Linked DNA regions of Homo sapiens: region 2 is linked to region 1. The links are chromatin loops, found by intact Hi-C in ENCODE. Cell type or tissue: PC-9. All regions are shown on one strand. Links, peaks and the distances in the headings refer to the core of each region. The heading gives the core; the rest is flanking DNA.

What was found. Peaks named below come from ENCODE experiments on the same cell type or tissue, not always from the same donor. Only the 100,000 strongest peaks of a DNase experiment are listed, where the experiment ranks them.
Region 2: it touches region 1 in a loop (3-fold over the local background); 4 of 110 quality-filtered maps call a loop at or near these places.

What each region holds. Positions count from the first base shown.
Region 1 is chr7:20,405,994-20,410,397 of GRCh38, forward strand. ITGB8 (integrin subunit beta 8) reads left to right here. Exons shown (of 14, transcript NM_002214.3): 12 at 69-178; 13 at 3,622-3,785; 14 at 3,882-4,404. The coding sequence ends at 4,004. Among named protein-coding and RNA genes, the nearest start is that of ITGB8-AS1, 76 kb to the left of the region's middle. In PC-9, for the core only: no CTCF peak of the experiment used is centred there; DNase peaks (open chromatin) are centred at 1,968 and 2,718; H3K27ac peaks cover 2,445 bases.
Region 2 is chr7:19,746,119-19,750,522 of GRCh38, forward strand. All of the region lies in intron 1 of TMEM196 (transmembrane protein 196), which reads right to left. All of the region lies in intron 1 of LOC107986774 (a long non-coding RNA gene), which reads left to right. Among named protein-coding and RNA genes, the nearest start is that of TMEM196, 25 kb to the right of the region's middle. In PC-9, for the core only: CTCF peaks have their summits at 1,832 (motif pointing right) and 2,035; DNase peaks (open chromatin) are centred at 1,833 and 3,763.

The DNA.
Region 1 (4,404 bases), core at 326-4,325:
TGCAGAAAATATTATAGTCCACCACCTTTTTAAAGAATAAATATTTTCACTTCTGTTTCCCCTTGCAGGAATTGTATGCAATGCCTTCACCCTCACAATTTGTCTCAGGCTATACTTGATCAGTGCAAAACCTCATGTGCTCTCATGGAACAACAGCATTATGTCGACCAAACTTCAGGTAGGCCAAAGCTTAATAATCAAAGCACAGAAGAGTGTCTGTAGAGGATGATGTTCCCCCAAAAGACCCATAATTAACCATGCTAAAGAAAGGACTGGGCCGGGTGTGGTGGCTCACACCTGTAATCCCAGCATTTTGGGAGGCCAAGGCGGGTGGATCACCTGAGGTCAGGAGTTCCAGATCAGCCTGGCCAACGTGGTGAAACCCCGTCTCTACTAAAAATACAAAATTGGCCAGGCGCAGTGGCGGGCACCTGTAGTCCCACCTACTCAGGAGGCATAGGCAGGAGAATCCCTTGAATCCGGGAGGCGGAGGTTGCAATGAGCTGAGATCATGCCATTGCATTGCAGCCTGGGCAACAAGAGAGGAACCCCATTTAAAAAAAAAAAAAAGAGGACTGAGGGCTTTATTTTTAAATTATGAAACATTGCTTTATTCTTTATAACAATAATAAATGTGTGTTTTTGTGTCATCTTCTACCTTAGATACTTCCTTCATGTTCACTGGCTCACTTAATGTCATACAACTCTTTGAGATTGGTATAATCTCCATGTTATAGATGGGGAAACTGAGGCTCAGGGAAATTTTGTATGAGGGCTGCTGTCTCTTAACTAGTAATGTTAAGATACATGTCTTAGATCAAGATCTTCAAACTAAAAGTTCCATACACTTTTCATTATGTCACATTTATAATCATTCATCCTTAAGCTATATTTTTATCAAAATGAAAAGTACTAGGAAGGAATGGCCCTTTTGAAGTTACATATTTTGTAAAAGCAGATCATCATTACTTAGGATTTTTTTGGCTTCACCTGAAACATGAAAGCAAATATTGATTAGACATGAGGAAGTTCAGAACTAGAAGCAAGTTTGGATTATGAAGGAAAATTATGGCTCCACAGATTTTATCTGTTACTGAAATGAGTTTACATGGGGAACTCATATTTCTGGTTCACTGAGGCCTTGACAGCCAATTTATTTGGATGCCTTTCCATGGAAGTACGTTGCATGGGAATTCAGCTGTGTAGATGAGAGGGGAAAACTAACCACTCAGCCACACCATAGCAAGCATACTCATCTCTGGGAGATTTAAAAAACTGAATCGCAAACTCATTATATTGTATACATTAATATGTGCAGTTTTTGTATATCAATGATACTTAATAAAGCTGTTTAAAAAAAAAAAACAACAAAAGCAAAACAAAACAAAAGTTATTTAGAACCCAGAACCTTACTTTGCACAGGGGTAAGGTGTGGAACTCCACGGGCATTAGAAACTAACCTTGAAATTATATCTTTATTAAACATTCCCATTGCAACTATTATTTCAAGTCTCTCCCACCTGTAAGAAAAATCCCAGCTCTTAGAGAGACTGCACAAAAGAGTAAACTTTCTCCAGAGTTTTGTTTCCTTTTTCCCTCACATCCACACTGATCTTACCCCATAATGAACTTGGCTCTGAAAAAAGCCCCATGTGCTGCCAGCTGGAGCTGCGGCAATCACTCCAGAAAGCCAAGTGCCTTTCTAATAAATAGGGCCTTACTATCAACATGTCATTTATTATGTTAAGTAAACACTACTTTGACTTAAGTGTTGTTACAAAAAGTATTCTCTTAAAGCTCCTTAGGAAAAGCCCCGGCCTGACCTAAACTAAGGAAAGCATGGGCTAGGCATGAATGTTTGACCACTCATAGCATTTAAATATGCATGCAGATTTGAGCTCTGAAAATGCCCTCTGTTCTAACCTATTAGAAATATTTCTAAAATGTGTCAGTAGCTAGGGGCTGCCCCTCCCTTCACAACTATTGTGCAAGGAGAGGGAAAGGGCATTTGTTAGGCACCTCTATTATCTATCCACTCAGTTGCACTTAAAGGCTGTTCTTTCAGTCTCTCTGGCTGAGCTCCCACCAGGCGAGAAGCCAGTAAGTGGGATCAAGCCACGTGCCCCCTCTGATGATCTGCCTTAGCTGATTGAGTAGTCCTAAATCAACCAGAGGAAATGACAGTCTGTCAGAACAAAAGGCATGTATGTTATGAGCCCGAAGTCACTGTGGAGGCCTCAAAAGACACCAATTTTGAGCAGAATATTTTGGATTCTCTCTCTGTGAGACCTGTAGCAACAGAGACCTGCACTGGCATTTGGTGTTTCCATTCCAGTTGTAGCACTGGGATAGCCTTTGACCTTTCTTTCAAAGTACCTTATCACAAAAAAAAAAAAAAAAAAATAGGCTTAATTAAGTCTTCCCACTTGAGAGGAACCCTTTCCCTTATCACTGAGCTTGGCCTTATTCAAAAACATACTTAGTCCTCACTGGAAATTCTGACCCAAATCACCCAGGATTGGTTGGGCGGTCCACTATGCTAAGCCTTGGCAGGTCACCTCCGTAGTGGCCCTCTCAGGGACACCTTGGAACTTTGGATGAGGTTCCCAAACTCTGGAGAGTAGGGAGGGGAACACATGCCACTTTAGCCACAAAGTAATTTTATGAATCTGGGGCAGCTGGTGAGTTCCATGGACTACTTGCCTATTGTGCAACCATCTTCCTGTTAGATTAGGGTAATGCCTCTGGCAACAACAGAGCCTGTAGACTTTCAAGCACCAGATCTTTGGCTGTGAGGGTGTGCCAAAGATCTGGTGCTAAAATGAGATCCAGCATGCCCCTCCTCTTAACACAACATTTCTTTTTCCAGCTAGTAATTATTTGTCCTAAGCATTATTTATTCTTAAAATACACAGTGCATGTTTAGAGGCAAATGGAATAGGTGTAGTTAACAGACTAGTAAAAAGTAAATTAATGAAAATGAAGAATGATATTTTCATGTTGTCCCAAATTGGACACTCCTATTTCCTGGAGAAGCCGTGTATAATAAGAATGAAAATTTACACTTCAATTTCTGAAGAAATATTTATTCACCTATTGGAGTAGTTTTGATTTTAGCTTCTGCAGATGTTTACTTTATTTTCCATTACTGGCATGGAACAAATGAAGACCAAGCATAACAAGAGAAACATATCCTAAGGCCCAGAACTGCTCAATAATTTTTTAAAATCCTCTTTTCCATTTAGTGATCAACAGTACGTACCACAAAAACTAGTCCTCTTTCTGTCTTGGATCAAATTATGCTTGGTTATGGGACATGGACATATTCCAGTTAATACAATTAAAGAATCAAGCTGCAATGGAATAATGTGATTGAATACCTTAATCATGGCTATTTCCCAAAGGAGGGTTTTCTATTGAAAATATTTTCATAGTAAACGCGCAAGAAAAATTAGAGAGCTTTTTGTTTTGAATCAAAGGTAATTTCAATCCCGATTTGAAAATGGAGATTTGCAAATATCTTTGGCACTATTAATTGAAGTGTGAACATTATTTACTTGATAGACTCTTTGATTTACTTATTCCAATTTTTAATCCATTTATTTGTTTGCTTCATTACAGAATGTTTCTCCAGCCCAAGCTACTTGAGAATATTTTTCATCATTTTCATAGTTACATTCTTGATTGGGTTGCTTAAAGTCCTGATCATTAGACAGGTGATACTACAATGGAATAGTAATAAAATTAAGTCCTCATCAGATTACAGAGTGTCAGCCTCAAAAAAGGTCAGTGAATTCTAAAAAAGAACTGCTAACAGTATGTTATTGCCTAGTTACAATATTTAGGCCCTTAGTTAATAATAATATTTCTTCTCTATTAAGGATAAGTTGATTCTGCAAAGTGTTTGCACAAGAGCAGTCACCTACCGACGTGAGAAGCCTGAAGAAATAAAAATGGATATCAGCAAATTAAATGCTCATGAAACTTTCAGGTGCAACTTCTAAAAAAAGATTTTTAAACACTTAATGGGAAACTGGAATTGTTAATAATTGCTCCTAAAGATTATAATTTTAAAAGTCACAGGAGGAGACAAATTGCTCACGGTCATGCCAGTTGCTGGTTGTACACTCGAACGAAGACTGACAAGTATCCTCATCATGATGTGACTCACATAGCTGCTGACTTTTTCAGAGAAAAATGTGTCTTACTACTGTTTGAGACTAGTGTCGTTGTAGCACTTTACTGTAATATATAACTTATTTAGATCAGCATAGAATGTAGATCCTCTGAAGAGCACTGATTACACTTTACAGGTACCTGTTATCCCTACGCTTCCCAGAGAGAACAATGCTGTGAGAGAGTTTAGCATTGTGTCACTACAAGGGTACAGTAATCCCTGCACTG
Region 2 (4,404 bases), core at 290-4,289, 660 kb before region 1:
TTATTTCTGAATCTAAATGCTAGCTCCAAGAACAATGGAAAGGAGTTATATAGAGGAAGACTTTAACCGATCATCAGTAAATAATTTCTAATCAATAGAGCTGTCCACAACATAGCTTAAGTTTCCTCATAACATAAATGAGGTCCGTTAAACGGGAAATGTTTAGGGAGTCAGTAAATGAGTACCACGTGGGAGTACAGAGGATAAGACTGGTACAAATCTGGCAAGAAGTTGAAGTAGAATCCTATGAAATATACCGACTCTCTTTTTAATTGTAATTTACCACGTGGCTAGATGCTCAATTTTCAAAGAAATGTAGATGCTCAATTTTCGAAGAATTGGAGTTCAGTGACGTATATGTGGCACTATGTAATTCATCTTTGATAAAACAAGTCAATTTAGGCTATTTCAGTGTCCTGGGATATTTATTGTTGTGAATATAAATTACTGAACTCATAGCTATATGCATGAATTGGTTAATTAAGGCTACTGAATCCAGAATTCCAGATAACAGCTTTCTATAACCAAAGAGACAACCACACTATTTTTACTTTTCTTTTGATTAAAGATCATAGCAGATAACTCTTTATGGTTTGTATTGCATAAAATTATAATTGGCATCCACATACAAATTTTGTATTTTGGGCCACCTTCCAAAATAATTAATTGATTTGTATATTTTATAGCACTGCCTGAGTTAGACGAGGTTCAAGGGGGCTTAATTGCCTTGCTCAGAACCTCAGCAGGAAGGAATTATTACTGCCTGATCTAGATTTAGAACGTATGAGATTTTTTCATTTCTGTCTTTTACACTGTAGTTCTTTCTTTGGAATTAGGTAAATCATAGAAAATCCCGGCCGGGCGTGGTGGCTCACGCCTGTAATCCCAGCACTTTGGGAGGCCGAGGCGGGCGGATCACGAGGTCAGGAGATCGAGACCATCCCGGCTAAAACGGTGAAACCCCGTCTCTACTAAAAATACAAAAAATTAGCCGGGCGTAGTGGCGGGCGCCTGTAGTCCCAGCTACTTGGGAGGCTGAGGCAGGAGAATGGCGTGAACCCGGGAGGCGGAGCTTGCAGTTAGCCGAGATCGCGCCACTGCACTCCAGCCTGGGCGACAGAGCGAGACTCCGTCTCAAAAAAATAAATAAATAAAATAAAATAAAAATAAAAAATAAAAATAAAAAAAAGAAAATCCCTATTATGTTTGTGGTGATTTTTACTCTCTGAGGTTAAACCTCTTTACAGTTGAGTTGATTATATGTCATAATTTTAATGAACTAAATATGTATTTAGGTTTAGGGAAGAGGAACACAATCTATAGTTACAATAATAAAAAGGAATGGAGTAATGTTTATCAAGCACTTGCTAGGTAACAGCCTCTAGGCTAAACATTTTGCACACATCATCTAAATGAACCTCTATATTTCAGCTGAGAAAACTGATCCTCAGATACATTTTTTTCATGTCATACAGCAGGCAAGTGGCAGAGTTGGCGTTTGAACTTCAGCCTTTTTAACTCTAGAGGCTAACCTCATTTGGAATTTTTCAATTATGATTTTACCTGAACCCTCTCAGTATTTGGTTGTTTTATTTTCCTCTATTAGAACTAAACTTCAGTTTTGTCTCTTGACAGAAAAATATTTTGTTAGTGTGGTAACAGAAACCAAAGACAGCTGCTGGTTATTTAATGAAGATCAGATCTTGGGTGATTGTGATGCGATGGGATAGGATGGAATACATTTGGGTCCACAGTATGGTGAGGGAGCTTTTCTCCCTAAAGGTTATTGGATTCTAGTCTCCGAAGAAGTACTTTCCTACCACTTGGTGGCAGTAGCTCCCAATTAATTAACAACTAAAATATTGATCGTTACCTCTAACTGGGAGTGATTTGTAAAAAGGATTACTTCCTTCAATTAATTAATTTTTCCATGTAATACATGTATTTCCACTGGTCTCTCCCATGCATATTTATTTATTATTTATTATGATTATGATTTTCTGGGGCATTGCTTACAATGCTATCCTGCATCTCCTAAGTTAAAATCCTTGCGTTTTCCTTTATAACAAAGTTTATACATAATGACAATATAAAGGTTTCCTTCATTCAACCTTATAGATTCAGAGATGTTCACTGTGGCTGTCCAAAAAAAAAAAAAAAAAAAAAAAAAAAACAGTGTAATGACAGAACTTAGAAAGAATGAGAGCTTATCAAACCAGAATTAGAAGAGACATTATAATCATTGAGCATTAACTTATTACTATGCATTTACAATAATCGAGGAACTTTAAGTGTGTTGTCTCTATACACACAACCAGTCCATTTTATAGAACAAGAAACAGGCTCAGAGAAATTTAAGTGATTCTGTCCGCTTAAACGCAGTGTATACAGCTCATAAATGGCAGAAGCAGGACACAAATCCAGTCGTCTGACATAAACATGTCCACCCTCCTCTGTGTCATGCTCCGTCTGATGATGGTAGTACTATGCCTAAGGGAAGACATGTACAGAAAGACTTCAGGAGGGAATATCAAAATTCTAAGAATGCTGAACTCTCCAACGTAAAGACAAGTAAAAGAAATGAGTTCATAGTGATCAAGATACATTTTGCTTAGCTAAAAGGCAAGTGGAAATTTGGAGTGGTCTACTAGAATGAGATAAGGCAGAAAGTTTTTTAGGAGGTAGAGACAATATTTGCCTTAAATAATTATATGAAATTGAAAGCAGAAGACTAGAATAAAAAATTACTATTCCTTAAAATCATGTTTTCTTAGCATATGTTAGGTCACAATAAAATGTTTATATGACTATTTTCAATTTAATAAAATATTGGAATATAACATTTTATGCACATTTTATTCTTAAACTAGAAAATTATTATGAATCAATGTAAATAGTGATTATCTCTGAGTGGCAGGATTATTGGCAATTTTAATGTCATTTTGTTATTTTGTATTTTTCCAATTTTCTACAGTAAACTTGTAAAAAATGATAGGATACTAAGTATAATATTTCCAGAAATTTGTCCTGATCACTTTATTTAGGCCATTGGTCTATGGCTTTTACATTTATAGGAGTTAATATATGAACAAGATAAAAATAAACCAAGAGAAGCCACCCTTCTTAGAAGTGGAGGAAGACCTACTTATAACACGTGATACGGAGAGAGCCAATCAAAATATTTCCCTCTCTTGGCTTAAGTTCCTACTATGTGAATGATTCATTTGAATTAAGTCACAGATTCCCCAAAAGCCATCCATTTAGCATGTAACCTATAAAGTGGGTGGGATTTGCATTCACAAAATTAGTATCCAAGTGGGAAAACACCTTCATCTTGCTTTGTGCGCATGTCACAAACCCTTGGTAATAACCCAGAGCAATGCTAAATGTCCTGGAAAGTTCTGCTCTTTTTTTTAAATAAATTTTTTTGTGTATATTTAAATGTATGGAACATGATGTTATGGGATACATATAGATAATAAAATGGTTACCATAGTGAAACAAATGAACATATCCATCATCTCTTTCAATGCAAGGAGAGAACAAGGCCTTTTGTAAGTTAGCCTTGTATTCATTAACAACTTCTCCAGATTTTTCTCATCTATTTTTGTTGTCTCCTTTATTTCCCTCACTCACAGTTCGTACCTCCAAATACACAACACTCACAAACAATTCTCCTACGTATTGAGGCTAAGCTCAGCCCGCTGCAGTGGAAATTAGAGTGTCAGTGAGTCATGCAATCTTAACTTGCCTGCAATCATAACTCGTCTGGCATAACTATACTACTCTCATTCCTTGCTTGACAAGTTTTCACAGTTTAGGATCAATGTCTTCCATTAACAAAGGCAGCCTTTTATATCCTAAATGACTTTGATTGTTAGAAAGTTCTCTCTCTCATTAAGCCTGAAGATTTTATACCCAGCATGTCTACCCATTGTCTACACATTAAGACAAGAGCACCATTAACCCTGGATCTTCCCCTAGGAAAAACATGCCCTAGCTTCTCAGCCATTTTCATGATCATTCTCTCCAAAACGTTCTGTTGTCTTTCTCTCTCTTTAAGAGTCAGCAAAACTTCCCATTCCTCTAAAAGAGTAGATTTTAAATGTTCTTGTCACACACACAAAAGATAAGTATGCAAAGTGATGGATATCTTACTTAGTTTGATTTAATTATACCACAATGTAAGCATATATCAAAACATCACATTGTAGCCATAAATATATACAATTATTATTTGGCAGTTAAAAATGAAACTACAATGCAAATGAATAAATTGGAAGACCTTTTTCTGTTAGTCAGAAGAGGATTTTTTTTTTAGCAAATTTCCAAGTAGTTGAGGTATTTAATCATTATTATGTCCTTACACATATTCGTATCTCACAAGAACTCCTTAACACATGT